Linked DNA regions of Homo sapiens: region 1 is linked to region 2. The links are chromatin contacts, found by Hi-C or POLR2A ChIA-PET in ENCODE. All regions are on one chromosome and are shown on one strand. Each heading gives the region's core, a stretch centred on a gene start or an enhancer-like site at or near the end of the contact. The rest is flanking DNA. Distances are from core to core; before and after follow the strand shown.

Region 1 (6,169 bases), core at 2,194-4,693, 210 kb before region 2:
AGAAGTATCAGTCAAAAGCTCCAGGTCATGTCACTATTGTGAAATGATGAAGGCGGGTCTGCAGGTTTACGTTGACCCACACTAGGTTCCCGTTCTGGGAGCTGGTGCATTGACAAGTGATAGAGAAAGTGAGGCGGAAGAGTAGCTAATTCCAGGCTGGTGAGCATTGGCTGCTTTTGTTCACAGGAAGGGAAGTTTGCCTGTGTACCTCAGGAAGAGGAGATGGCTTGTTTGTTCATGAACTGCTCCATCGATCGTGGCTTGTGTCCTGATAGACATCAGGGTCTCGAGCGGCATTCTCTTAACACAAAGGACTGCTCCCTTATCTGAGCTCCATCCACACGACCACACGGTCTGTCCTGCCAGATGGAGTACATTTTTTACATAATGCACTTGGCAGTAAAATAAAATCTATTTTAAGCTGACCGTTCATTTTTCACAATGTGCGTTACAAAAGCACTGGTATAGCCCAATTTATTTATAAGTGGACTTAAAACATTTTAAAACACAAAGAAGCTATTCTGCTAAATGCTGACTCCTGGGAGTTGGGTTCCTGTATGGGAGTGTGAGATTTGGTCTCTTTATACCTATCTTTAAAAATGTATAAAACAGGCAGGATTCAGGTTGAAGTATAACAGACTTACAGGGTCCTAACCCATGGAATGGAAAGACCACACAACAGAAGGATTGGAACTTATTAGTGGGGATGGATGAGCCACTCTGTGGTTTAGGCTGAAACGCCTGGGATTGCTTTTCAAGTGTTTTAAATTTGATAATATATGTATACATATATAGGCACAGGCACACACATATATTAAAAAAGCAAATGTGTTTGCCAAAATTTTTCCCCTGTCTCTGTTCTCTAACCCATATGGATCTTAAATGTTTGTAATCCATATGTCTCTGATGTGTTCACAGAAAGCCCTCTGAGGACTGACTCATAAAAGATTGCCCTCTGAGAACGTTTCTACACAAACCTTTTCTCTAAAAGTTGCCACATTTTCCTCAAGCTCAGGCCCTAACCCTATGTCTCTCTTTCTCTGAGTAACAAGGAGAAAAAAATTGTGGACTTTGACGTCAAACCTTAATTCACTCCTAATTCTCTAATTTAAGGATGTGAGCCACATAACCTCTCTTTAGGTTTCTTTTTTCTCATTCAGTAAAGGCAGTAAGGAACTAAAGGCTCATTGGTGGCCCTTCTCGCTCTAGGTCTAGGATGCCTGTGCCCCATCACTTGCTCCTAACTCAAAGCTTCCTTTTCATGAAGGTGGGAAATTATGAAAGGAACAAAATAAGTAAACAGCCTTAGGTTTTAGTTAAGGGCAGTACTTATCTCCGGATAATGGGGGAGATTATGTCTGGTTACTGAGAGAAACAATAGGAAAAAGAGTTACCCAGGGATCCAGAAAGGACACATGACTTGACCCTCTAAGTCCTCTCTCTGAATCTCGAATTGTTTGAAATTTAAAGCACCAAAGAAGGAGTGTCAGAGGAAGAAAGACATAAACACGAATCCGGTGACGTTCTTTACCTGGCTGCACCAAGGAAGCCCCACACAGAGTAGGTGTACGCCAGAAATACAGAATTCAAATTCCCTCTGTTTTGCAGGTCTTGTAGTTAAGCGAGAGCAAGAACAATGCAGGGGTTAAGAGTCTGATATCAAATAGGTTTCACATCAAGTAGACTTGAATTCAAATCCATTTATTTATCTCCCAATTAGTTGGAAGAATTCCATATTTTAGCTAAGGATGCTTTGAAAATCATGAGTTAGAAAACTAAAACATGGAGGCCACTTTCGGTGTAGGAGATGAGTCTAATACATCCCCTAAGGCAGGGGTCCCAACACCCTGGCCACGTACTGGTACCAGTCCGTGTTATGTTAGGAAATGGGCCACACAGCAGAAGGTGAGTGGCAGACAAGCGAGCATTATTGCCTGAGCTCTACCTCCTGTCATATCAGCAGTGGCATTCAATTCTCATAGGAGTGCAAACCCTATTGTGAGCAGCACATGTAAGGGATCTAGATTGAGCAATTGTTTTGAGAATCTAACTGATGCCATTGATCTGAGGTGGAACGATTTCATCTGAAACCATTCCAACCCAGCAACCCCATCCATGAAAAAATTGTCTTCCATGAAACCGGTCCCTGGTGCCAAAAACGCTGGGGACCACTGCCATAGGGGGAGCAATAGATGCTGCCTGCACTTCCTAAAGCTACAGTGCTAAAGCTCAGTATGCATGCCTCCATATTTCCATGCCTGTCTAGGAATATCAGGTGGTAATGCATATTTAGGGCCAACTTGAAGTTACACAAAACAACACCAGAGAGAGGAGAAAATGCAAAAGAAGGAAAAGCAATGGTTAAGGTCTAATGTAATTAACGTGAAACACAAGTTGTTAGCACCAGTAGCCAATCCTCCTTTTCTACAATCTTCTCTAATCACTTCCCAGCCACCAGCTACATGGGCGTTTAAGCAAACAGAGGAGGGAAAAGAGAGAATATATAACCAATGTCTACAACAGATGCCTTGTCAGGAGGCTCTGTAAAGCCTAGAGCTGCAGCAATCGTTTCATTCAGGCTTTGTGGGTTTTATTGAGCATAAAATGGCAAGAAAATACATGCAAGGGCCTAGAGGAGTGTTTTCAATCTGTGCCTCATGGTGGCTTCTATCTGTTCCTCAATGAAGGGGAAGAGGCATGAAGCAGGGCGGTGGCCAGGAAGGAAGTTCCTGGGAGTCCTCCGTCCCCTTCCCTGTTTAAACCAAAGGAATGTTGCTTTTGTCAGCTTTAGATATTCTCCTAAAGTTGTATTTGAAGAAAGGATGCAGCTAATAATAATAATAATGTTTGAAGAAAATGCTCTGGGACTCATGTGGGCTGACAGACCTGAAGCAATGCTCCTGAGGGCTGATTCCTCTGGCAGGGGCACGAGAGGAAATGACCTTACGCTAATGCTGCCGCTGCAGGGCAGTGATGTCTGCAGAAAAGGCCACAGCAGGCCCCGAGCCACAGCAGGAGGTGGGTCTGCCTGCCATCAGCAGTTAAGAGGGCAGTGGCTGCCCCAGCACAATCCAGAGGCCAGCCAAGCCTGAGAGGCGGAGTTACAGACAACAACTGCAGTGGAAAGATTTCTGACTGTCTGCAAAGCCTTGAGGGTGACCCTCCCAGAGGGTAGGGACAAGAACTCAATTATTCACCACCCTCTGCTTCTATGACTTATTTCTGCATTCATTTCTGATATTTAATTGATTATAAACTAACCAGAAATCCCAAAGGGACCCTCAGTCTCTGCCGAGGTAGCCGTTTAGTTGGGGCTCAGTCAGAATCTGAGGATTTTGTGGCTGAAATGTATAGTGAATGACCTGGGTCTGGCCGGCTGTGTGACGCATAACAGCATACATTGGATGACTCATAGAAGTCAGGGATGGAAAAGACCTATTAGGTCATTTTTTCCATCTTCCAGCTATTGCAGGTTTACTCTCTGCCAAGGTAGGATTATATTCAAATATTTAGCCCAGTCTAGTTCGAACTGATTCAAGTAATAGGGCTCCCACAACCTCCCCTGGGATCTTAATTCCACAGGATCATTGATTTCAATCTTCGGAAAATGTTCCTGATGTTCACTTTAAATTTTCCTTTGCTCAATTTCATCCCATTAATCCTACTTATTACCCCTTAGGCCACCCTAAATAATATCCCTTCTTCTTTCATGTTGACGTTCCTCCAACACTGGTAGGGAGGAGACAGGGGAATACAAAAATGTCTTCTTGGCTTGGCTCACAGTCTTAAGTATAAAACAAAGAATAGAAATGTTCCAAATAATAGCTTAAAATGTTGGGGAGACTATGTGTATCAGATGAGAAAGGGTTTTCCAGATTGCCCAAGAATAGTTCAGACAATCAATGGCAGGTGTTTCTGGGTTTAACTTTACATTCTAAATATTCTGAGTCAGAGAGTAGCAAAGATGAAATGCCACATAATCCACCATATTGCCACCTAAGGTGGATAATGGACTATGTCCTCATAGCCTTTGGGGGAGATAATTCTATATAATCCTCTGATTATTTTTCCCCAGAGGGCAGGGATCACTTCAAATAGCACAAAACCACATTAGTAAAACTCACAGTGAGTAATGTCCCTTCTCGGGGCCCTGGGCAGACCAGACCTGAGAACTGGTGAAGTCAGCCAGTACCAGAGTGTGAGGCCCTGGGGTGGGAGCCAACGTAGGATATCCTGAATACTCCTCAGTGTTTCAAGGGTGCTAGGGTGCTTACTAAAAATACAAATTGTTAGGGTTCATCTCAGACCAACTATGACTCAGGATCTGTGGCCAAAGCCTAGAAACCTGCATTCGTAACAAGCTTACTAACATTTTAAAAGCCTACTTCATAAGGGGACTCTAATCCAATACCATTTGCAAAAACCTTGGACTAAACTGCATTAAGTAAACTAGAGTCCAAAGAGCAAGAATTTGGCTGACAATGGGATAGAGATAAGGAATAAAGGAGAAGTAGGCTTAAGACTGAGAACAGAGCAGGGAAGGTAAGAAGTTATTGTTAGAAATAAATGTGCAATGTCCATAGCCTGCACTCACTAACTGTCAGAAGCATGGTGTGTGGATGTGGGGTCCCCCTGAAAAGATAAAATATTTGCTGGACCTTCATCCACTTGAACACAATTGCTAGCTTTTGAACTTACTGTTTGCATGTTGTGCAAATTAATGTATGAGAGAAACTTGTTTTGAGGAGGAAGAGGAAAGAAAAAATACTATATTTCAAATTTTTAAAAACACACACACTCAAACACATTTTCAAGGAGTCTCAAGCATGATTTTGGCCTTCAGTTATGGTAAAATAGTTGCAGCCCAGCTAGTTCTTCTGGACATTTCAGCTCAGAAGAACTAGCAAGGCCAGATAAAATAGAAAACAGTTTTGTTTAACTTAAAGTCATTGGTGATCTGCAAAGGCAATAAAAATTTGGGGAGTTAAGATCCTGAAGTCAAAGGAATCTCAGACAGATGAGTTGATATTCTTCAAGGTATATCCCCTAAGGAGCACTGGCTGATTCTCAGTATAGAACAAAAGCCTAAGAATTCAAGCAAAGGGGTGCTGCTAAGACACAGAGAAGACAGCAGTCTTGAGCAATATTACAGGACCAGGGAGACAAATACTACAGTTTGAGCCTACCAAGGAAACCAGGCATTGAGAGGCCAAAACCTAATGAGAAGGGAGACACGGGGAATGACACTCTGTTTTTTTTTTTTTTTTTTTTCCCCTCAAGACATTTGCTGAATCCTTATGCTACTCTGGGCTAGAAGCTAAGTAGCTAAACTGAAAAAGATGATAAAAAACAGTGTTTTCTAGAATCATATAATGAAAATGAGGCAAAAATTATACTTTTGGGTTTACCGAGAAAGAGCAGTTGTGACTCCTAGAAAACCATACTCTAGGAGCAGGGACAAATCACAAATAAATAGAGCTTTACAAAAGTTACAACTGAGTCAGCTGCAAGTCAGCTTACTCTCTGATTGGAATAAGGTGATCTACCACATTTAATTTTCCCAGCACTTGATCAATACTTAACAGGCATATGGAAACAGTATAAAGAAAAAAGAAAAAAAAAAACAAAAAATAAAAATATACCCATGTGACCCAATTTTTGGAGTTATCAAACATAGATAAGACTGTGAATTTCATCTTAGAACTCAAATCTATCTATCTACATGTATATTATACATATATACATACATATGAATCAAATGCAAACTCTAGCATCAAAAAATGCAATAATTAAAACTAAGAATTCAATATATGATTTTAAAACCTGATTTGACTTAGCGGCAGAGAGGAGAACTAACTAGAAGTTAGATCAGTAGAAAAGAAAATATCCAGGTAGAAGCAGAAAACCAAAAAAGAGAGAAAATACGAAAAAAGGAGCATAAGAAACACATAAGGCACAGTAAAGAAATCTAAAAATTTGAATCCCAGAAATAGAGAGGACAAACAACACCTAAGAAAAACCACATTAAAGGGGTAATCTCCATATAATTTCCTAAACCAAGGAAACATATCAAGCCACAGAATCAGGAAGTACTATGAGAACCATGCAAGATAAACACAAATAAAATCATATCTACATACAATATAATAAGGCTGCTTATAGTGAATCA
Region 2 (5,704 bases), core at 1,133-3,632:
GCATGTGAAAGAAAATGGTAAAATAAGATTGTATCACAGCCAGCTGACTTAAACTTTGGTCTACCCCGATTGAAAAATCAGGACTGACTGAACTTCTCTCAGGCATGAGAACAGAAAAAGGACACTGTTTTCAACTGGCTTCATCTTATCTTCCAGGTATTTAACCTCAGAACTTTTAAATAAAACCTCCTGTCAAATGACAACCTTGAGAAAAAATATGAAAGCTAGATTTGAGCATTAGAGAGGAAGAAAGACAGCATCAAATTAAAGAAAAGATGTTCCAGGCTCGCAGAAGTAAAAAAAAAAAAAAGAAAGAAAGAAAGAAAGAAAAAGAAATAAAATTAAAAAATAAAGAAAAGGTACTGGCCGGGCACGGTGGCTCACGCCTGTAATCCCAGCACTTTGGGAGGCCAAGGCGGGTGGATCATGAGGTCAGGAGATCGAGGCCATCCTGGCGAACCACGGTGAAACCCTGTCTCTACTAAAAATACAAAAAAATTAGCCAGGTGTGGTGGCGGGCGCCTGTAGTCCCAGCTACTCAGGAGGCTGAGGCAGGAGAATGGCGTGAACCCGGGAGGCGGAGCTTGCAGTGAGCCGAGATCGCACCACTGCACTCCAGCCTGGGTGACAGAGTGAGACTCCGTCTCTAAAAAAGAAAAAAAAAAAAGAAAGAAAGAAAGAAAATGTACCATGTGTTCTCGGTCTGCTTTTATAATTAAAGGTACTAATGAGACCAGATTTCCCTTGTGGGTGGCAGGTCATGTTTTAAGGACTGCTGGGATGACAACTAGAATCTGCTGGCAGACAGCTTTCTAGACCGAGCTGGCCTGAGAAGGTGCTGCTCAGGAGGGTAATAGCCACAGACCCAGCGAGGAAGCAATGTGAAGGCTGCTGCCCTTGCCACACCTCTTCTTCCATTACCCGCCTTTCCTCTCCTTTCCTTGTCTGCCTTTCTCTATCCCTCTGGTGTGCACTCACAATGCATATTGTTTCCTCAGGTCCCTTCTGTATAAGAAAAAAAAAACAGGCCGGGTGTGGTGTAGCACCCCTGTGATCCCAGCGCTCTAGGAGGTTGAGGCGGAAGGATCCTTTGGGGCCAGGAGTTCCAGGCTGCAGTGAGCTATGGTCCCTGCACCCCAGACTGGGTGGCAGAGTGAGACTCTGTCTCAACAGCAAAATGAACAGGCTGGGCACGGTGGCTCACATCTATAATCCCAGCACTTTGGGAGGCCGAGGGGGGAGGAGCACTTGAGGTCAGAAGTTCGAGACTAGCCTGGCCAACATGGTGAAACCTCGTCTCTACTAAAAATACCCAAAAAATGGCCGGGTGCAGTAGCTCACGCCTGTAATCCCAGCACTTTGGGAGGCCGAGGCGGGCGGATCACCTGAGGTCAGGACTTCGAAACCAGCCTGGCCAACATGGCGAAACCCCGTCTCTACTAAAAATGCAAAAATTACCTGGGCGCAGTGGCGGGCGCCTGTAATCCCAACTACTCGAGAGGCTGAGGCAGGAGAATCACATGAACCCGGGAGGCGGAGGTTGCAGTGAGCTAAGATCGCACCATTGCACTCATAGAGTGCCTGGTGCGACAGAGCAAGACTCCATCTTAAATAAATAAATAAATAAATAAATAAATAAATAAATAAATCCAAAATTAGCCAGGCATAGTGACAGGGGCCTGTAATCCCAGCTACTCAGGAGACTAAGGCAGGAGAATTGCTTGAACCCGGGAGGCGGCGGTTGCAGTGAGCCAAGATGGCACCACTGCACTCCAGCCTGGGAAACAGAGCAAGGCTCTGTATCAAAAACAAACAAACAAACAAACAAACAAACAAACACACTATAATATATGTAATGAATTAAAACGAAGGAGGTGGTGGCAAATGGGAAGCCTCATCTCAGGATTCAATTTAAGGAAGACACAGGAAGATGGATGCTGGGGTTATATTAGTAAGAAAGAAGAAAAGACTTTTTTCTCAGTAAGGTCTTCTGGGACCTCAGACTGCATCCTTTGGAAGCATCTGTCCTGCTTCTGCATGAAACTGGGCAGAGTTTCTCCCCAGCCACAGCTACCCAGGGTATAGGCCACGACTGGACTTCCCAGGGGTCGGGGGTGGGGCAAGACGGCACAACATAGGGGCAGGCGACCAGCAGAAGAGTAGGATTTCTGATTTTTGTGCTGAGGAAGCATAAGTATCTCCCAATGTAAAATACATTAGGGGGAGGAGGACTACATTGAATGAATCATAGTGCTGATTTGGGGGTGGAGCTGGTGGGGAGGGATGCCCTTGTGGTTAACCACATTTTACTGGGGTTTTTATTGATTGCAGTTGTATTGAAAGAGACATGACTCACACATACCATATTCAAAGCCACGTAAAGCACTGGGTTCCAATGGAATTTCAGTGTCTGAGAATGTCATGAACTATACTACAAAATGTGAAAAGTTATGCTATCAACATAGATATCTATGTTTTGCTTCTGTCCTGTACCAGCTAAAGAGGAGGCTGATTTTTCTATTTCCCTTTCACTTTAAGGCTGTGGCTAAGCACTTAAGAAATACACGTTGTTCTAGGCATGGTAGGGACTGCTTCTCCTAAAAGTTGGTTTCAGCTGGGCACAGTGGCTCACGCCTGTAATCCCAGCACTTTAGGAGGATCCCTTGAGCCCAGGAGTCTGAGACCAGCCCGGGCAACAAAGTGAGACCTCATCTCTATAAAAATTTTTTTTTTTAAATTAGCCAGGTGTGGTGGCATCATCTGTAGTCCCAGCTAACCTCCTAGGCTGAGGTGGGAGAGTCACTTGAGCCCAGGAGGTCAAGGCTGCAGTGAGCTATCATTACACCACTGCACTCCAGCCTGGGCAACAGAGCAAGACCGTGTCTCAAAACAAACAAAGCTGGTTTCATTAACCAACCATCTTCCTATGTGTTTGGATTGAACTTTGCTTGTAAATGTCATTCAGCAGTTTTTTAATTTTTCTGCTTTGTGCAGGGTAGTGTGTACAAATGGGTCTCCACAAATAGGCTATAAGCTACTTGAGGGCAGGGATAATATAGTAATAACAATAAAAAGAATAAGCATAACAGCAAAAGCAATGTTACTAGCTACTGGGAGCACATCAGCTGTCAGGTACACATCTGGATTCATCCCACTTAGGTGGGGGATAAGAAACTGAGGCTTAAAGAGGGAACTTGCCCGGTGCTATGGAACTGGAAACAGTAAGGCCTCCACTTAAACCTAGGTTGTATGGTCCTAGTACTCTCTGAGCTGTTGGTGATGCCTCTTCCAAGAGGGACTCATCCCTACCTATCTCATTTTTTATTCATCTGCATAATTCAGGCACCAAATTCTTAAGGCAGTATATGCTTGGTGAATTATAACTGAATTAAATAGAATAAAACAAAATTTTGTAGGTCATGGTTTTCAGGAACCATCCAGGCAGAGCTTAAAGTGAAATGACAAGGAATTGAGGTGGCTGATGTTCCGCCTGGTTGTAGAAATCATTACTAACACACATTGTCCTTTCATGCAAGGTCTGAGCTTCCAGCCCTCCTAACAAGATAAAGAATGTCATTCTGCCTTATTCACTTCTAACAATATTTTAAATTCTATTGTGTAAGAACACTTAACGGGAGATGTACGCACTTACCACATTTTTAAGTGTGCAATCTATTATTGTTGACTGTGGGTACGACGTTGTGCAGCAGCTCTCTAGATCTTATTCATCTTGCTCAACTGAAACTTTAGGCCCATTTATTAGTAACTCCTCATTTCCCCTTCGCTACAGCCCCTGGCAACCACCAATCCTCCCTTTGATTCTATACATTCAACTTATGAATATAAATTATAGATATCCCATATTTTTTCTTCAACTTCTTAAGTTCAGGGGTACATATGCAGGATGTGAAGGTTTGTTACATAGGTAAACGTGCCATGGTGGTTTGTTGCACAGATCATCCCATCACCTAGGTATTAAGGCCAGCATCCATTAGCTATTCCTCCTGATGCTCTCCCTCCTCCCTCAATATCCCGTATTTTAAAATACTATCTCCAATATTATCTTCCTCTCACAGAAATTGGTACCACTTTTCTTCTTTTCTAGACTGAAAAAAAAGCACTCGCTGTTCTCAATGTATGCTGACATGAGATTTAAAATATGGGCTAGAATTTCTAGTTTTTCTATGGTTTTCAGAATAAGAAAGCAAAAATGCTAAAGTCTTCAATGATCACCTTAAAATGATTGATTGAATGAATGACAATTTACTCAGCCTCTACCATGTGAAAAACATTTTTCTGTGTTAGATAATTTCTTCTTTTGAAGAACCATTAAGAAATAATGTTGGGTTTTTTTTTTTTAATTAACTCTCATTTTAGGAAAAAAAAAAAAGTTCAGAAAGGGTAACTGACTTTCTCGATGTTACACAGTCAGGATTTTACCCAGGTCCCCTGTATGCAAATCCTATATTTTCTTGCTACTCAATTGTAAGACTAATTGTCACACTCAAGAGTTATTGTTGGCTCATGTGTGAGTCACTTTCTTGGCTTATCAACAGCAGGTTGGGATAAAAAAAACCAAAGGTTGACATCTTCACAAAGTTTAAAGGAAGGGACCACCGTCTGTTATACAAAGCAAAAGAAACATAGAGGCCCATTATATGAACTCGTCTGTCTAGACAGATGACTAAACAGGGGTCCCTCCAGGGTTAGACTTGAATTTCCTCCGTTCAGCCTGTTGGATATTTAGCAATAAAAAAAAATCTTTTTTTGAACTGTTTAAAGGCTGTAGTACTAATCCAACCCCTCCTACACTGCCCAGAGAGTAGTTTAAAAGTATTTCAGTGAAGCCTGCATGTGTTAAAGTTTCAAGCAGAAATCAGATTGAGACAAAAAGAGCCCTAAAAATACTTGTGCTGTCTGGCTACAGACCCAAGAACACAAGCCTAAATGTCCCTTTATAACTCCAGTGACAGCAGTTTGAACTCACAGAGGGAGCAGGGTCTCATCCAGGTGTCCCTGTAGCAGGGGACATGAATGAATCCAAGTTGGGCTTCTCATCTTTCACATGGGCTGGCAAGCAACTTCTCTCCTGTTCCTTATGTGCCCTGGGGACAACAGAACTTTTTCTAACTTGTAATATGAAGAATGCTACTTAGAGTAAAGCAAAAGTCAGCTTCCTTTCATCAAGGCTGAGAGATATAAACGGAAGCTTGTGATGATAAGATTTTTTAAAAGCCTACTAATATTGCTATGTTTAGTGTACAGAGAACTGCTTCTGGTAGGCAATTAGGAGTTGGTCAGCAGACCACGGGGGCCCCGTGGAGAAACTGGGAGCATAGCAATTGACTAAAATCACTCTCCTTTCCCAAGAAGTCCTTAGCAATACGTGGGGTGCTATTTCTGTTATGGTACATATGTGCAAAAATTCATTCACTCTCTCATTTAATAAATATTTATTGGATGCCTCAATGTAACATTCCTTCATAAGTATGGGGCCTATCAGGAACTGGCTATGGAATTTCCAGGATCCTGCTTATTGATAGGTGCTGGTACTATTCTAATCTTTTAACAGGCATTAGAGAATTAACACAGTCCTTTAAGTAAGAAGTATGTACTCTGATTTACAAATCTGCCAACAACAAAAGCAACAACAAAACAGTTGTCCTATTCAGGGAACAAAATGAAAACACTGGAGTTTATATTG

The links. Hi-C counts contacts between places; a loop is a spot of excess contacts on that map. ChIA-PET counts read pairs that join two places held with the same protein, here RNA polymerase II (POLR2A). Pooled maps may share reads with other maps.
Region 1: a map of PC-9 shows a loop between it and region 2 (8-fold over the local background). The contact joins two enhancer-like sites. A Hi-C loop is called at or near these places in 3 of 168 maps with a recorded cell type or tissue (PC-3, PC-9 and endothelial cell of umbilical vein) and 3 of 50 pooled maps. POLR2A ChIA-PET finds 5 or more read pairs at or near these places in 2 of 52 experiments (MCF 10A and PC-9).

The regions. Positions count from the first base shown.
Region 1 is chr1:218,582,910-218,589,078 of GRCh38, reverse strand. No RefSeq gene overlaps it. Among named protein-coding and RNA genes, the nearest start is that of LINC02869, 76 kb to the right of the region's middle. RefSeq lists enhancers at 2,580-3,080, 3,081-3,581. Within about 2 kb of position 3,443, at least 7 of the 41 ENCODE cell types and tissues checked have a DNase peak (open chromatin) inside an H3K27ac peak, as active enhancers do; they include PC-3, PC-9 and endothelial cell of umbilical vein, where a contact is called at or near this core.
Region 2 is chr1:218,374,094-218,379,797 of GRCh38, reverse strand. The region is part of intron 1 of TGFB2 (transforming growth factor beta 2); the gene reads right to left. Among named protein-coding and RNA genes, the nearest start is that of TGFB2-AS1, 31 kb to the right of the region's middle. Within about 2 kb of position 2,382, at least 5 of the 41 ENCODE cell types and tissues checked have a DNase peak (open chromatin) inside an H3K27ac peak, as active enhancers do; they include PC-3, PC-9 and endothelial cell of umbilical vein, where a contact is called at or near this core.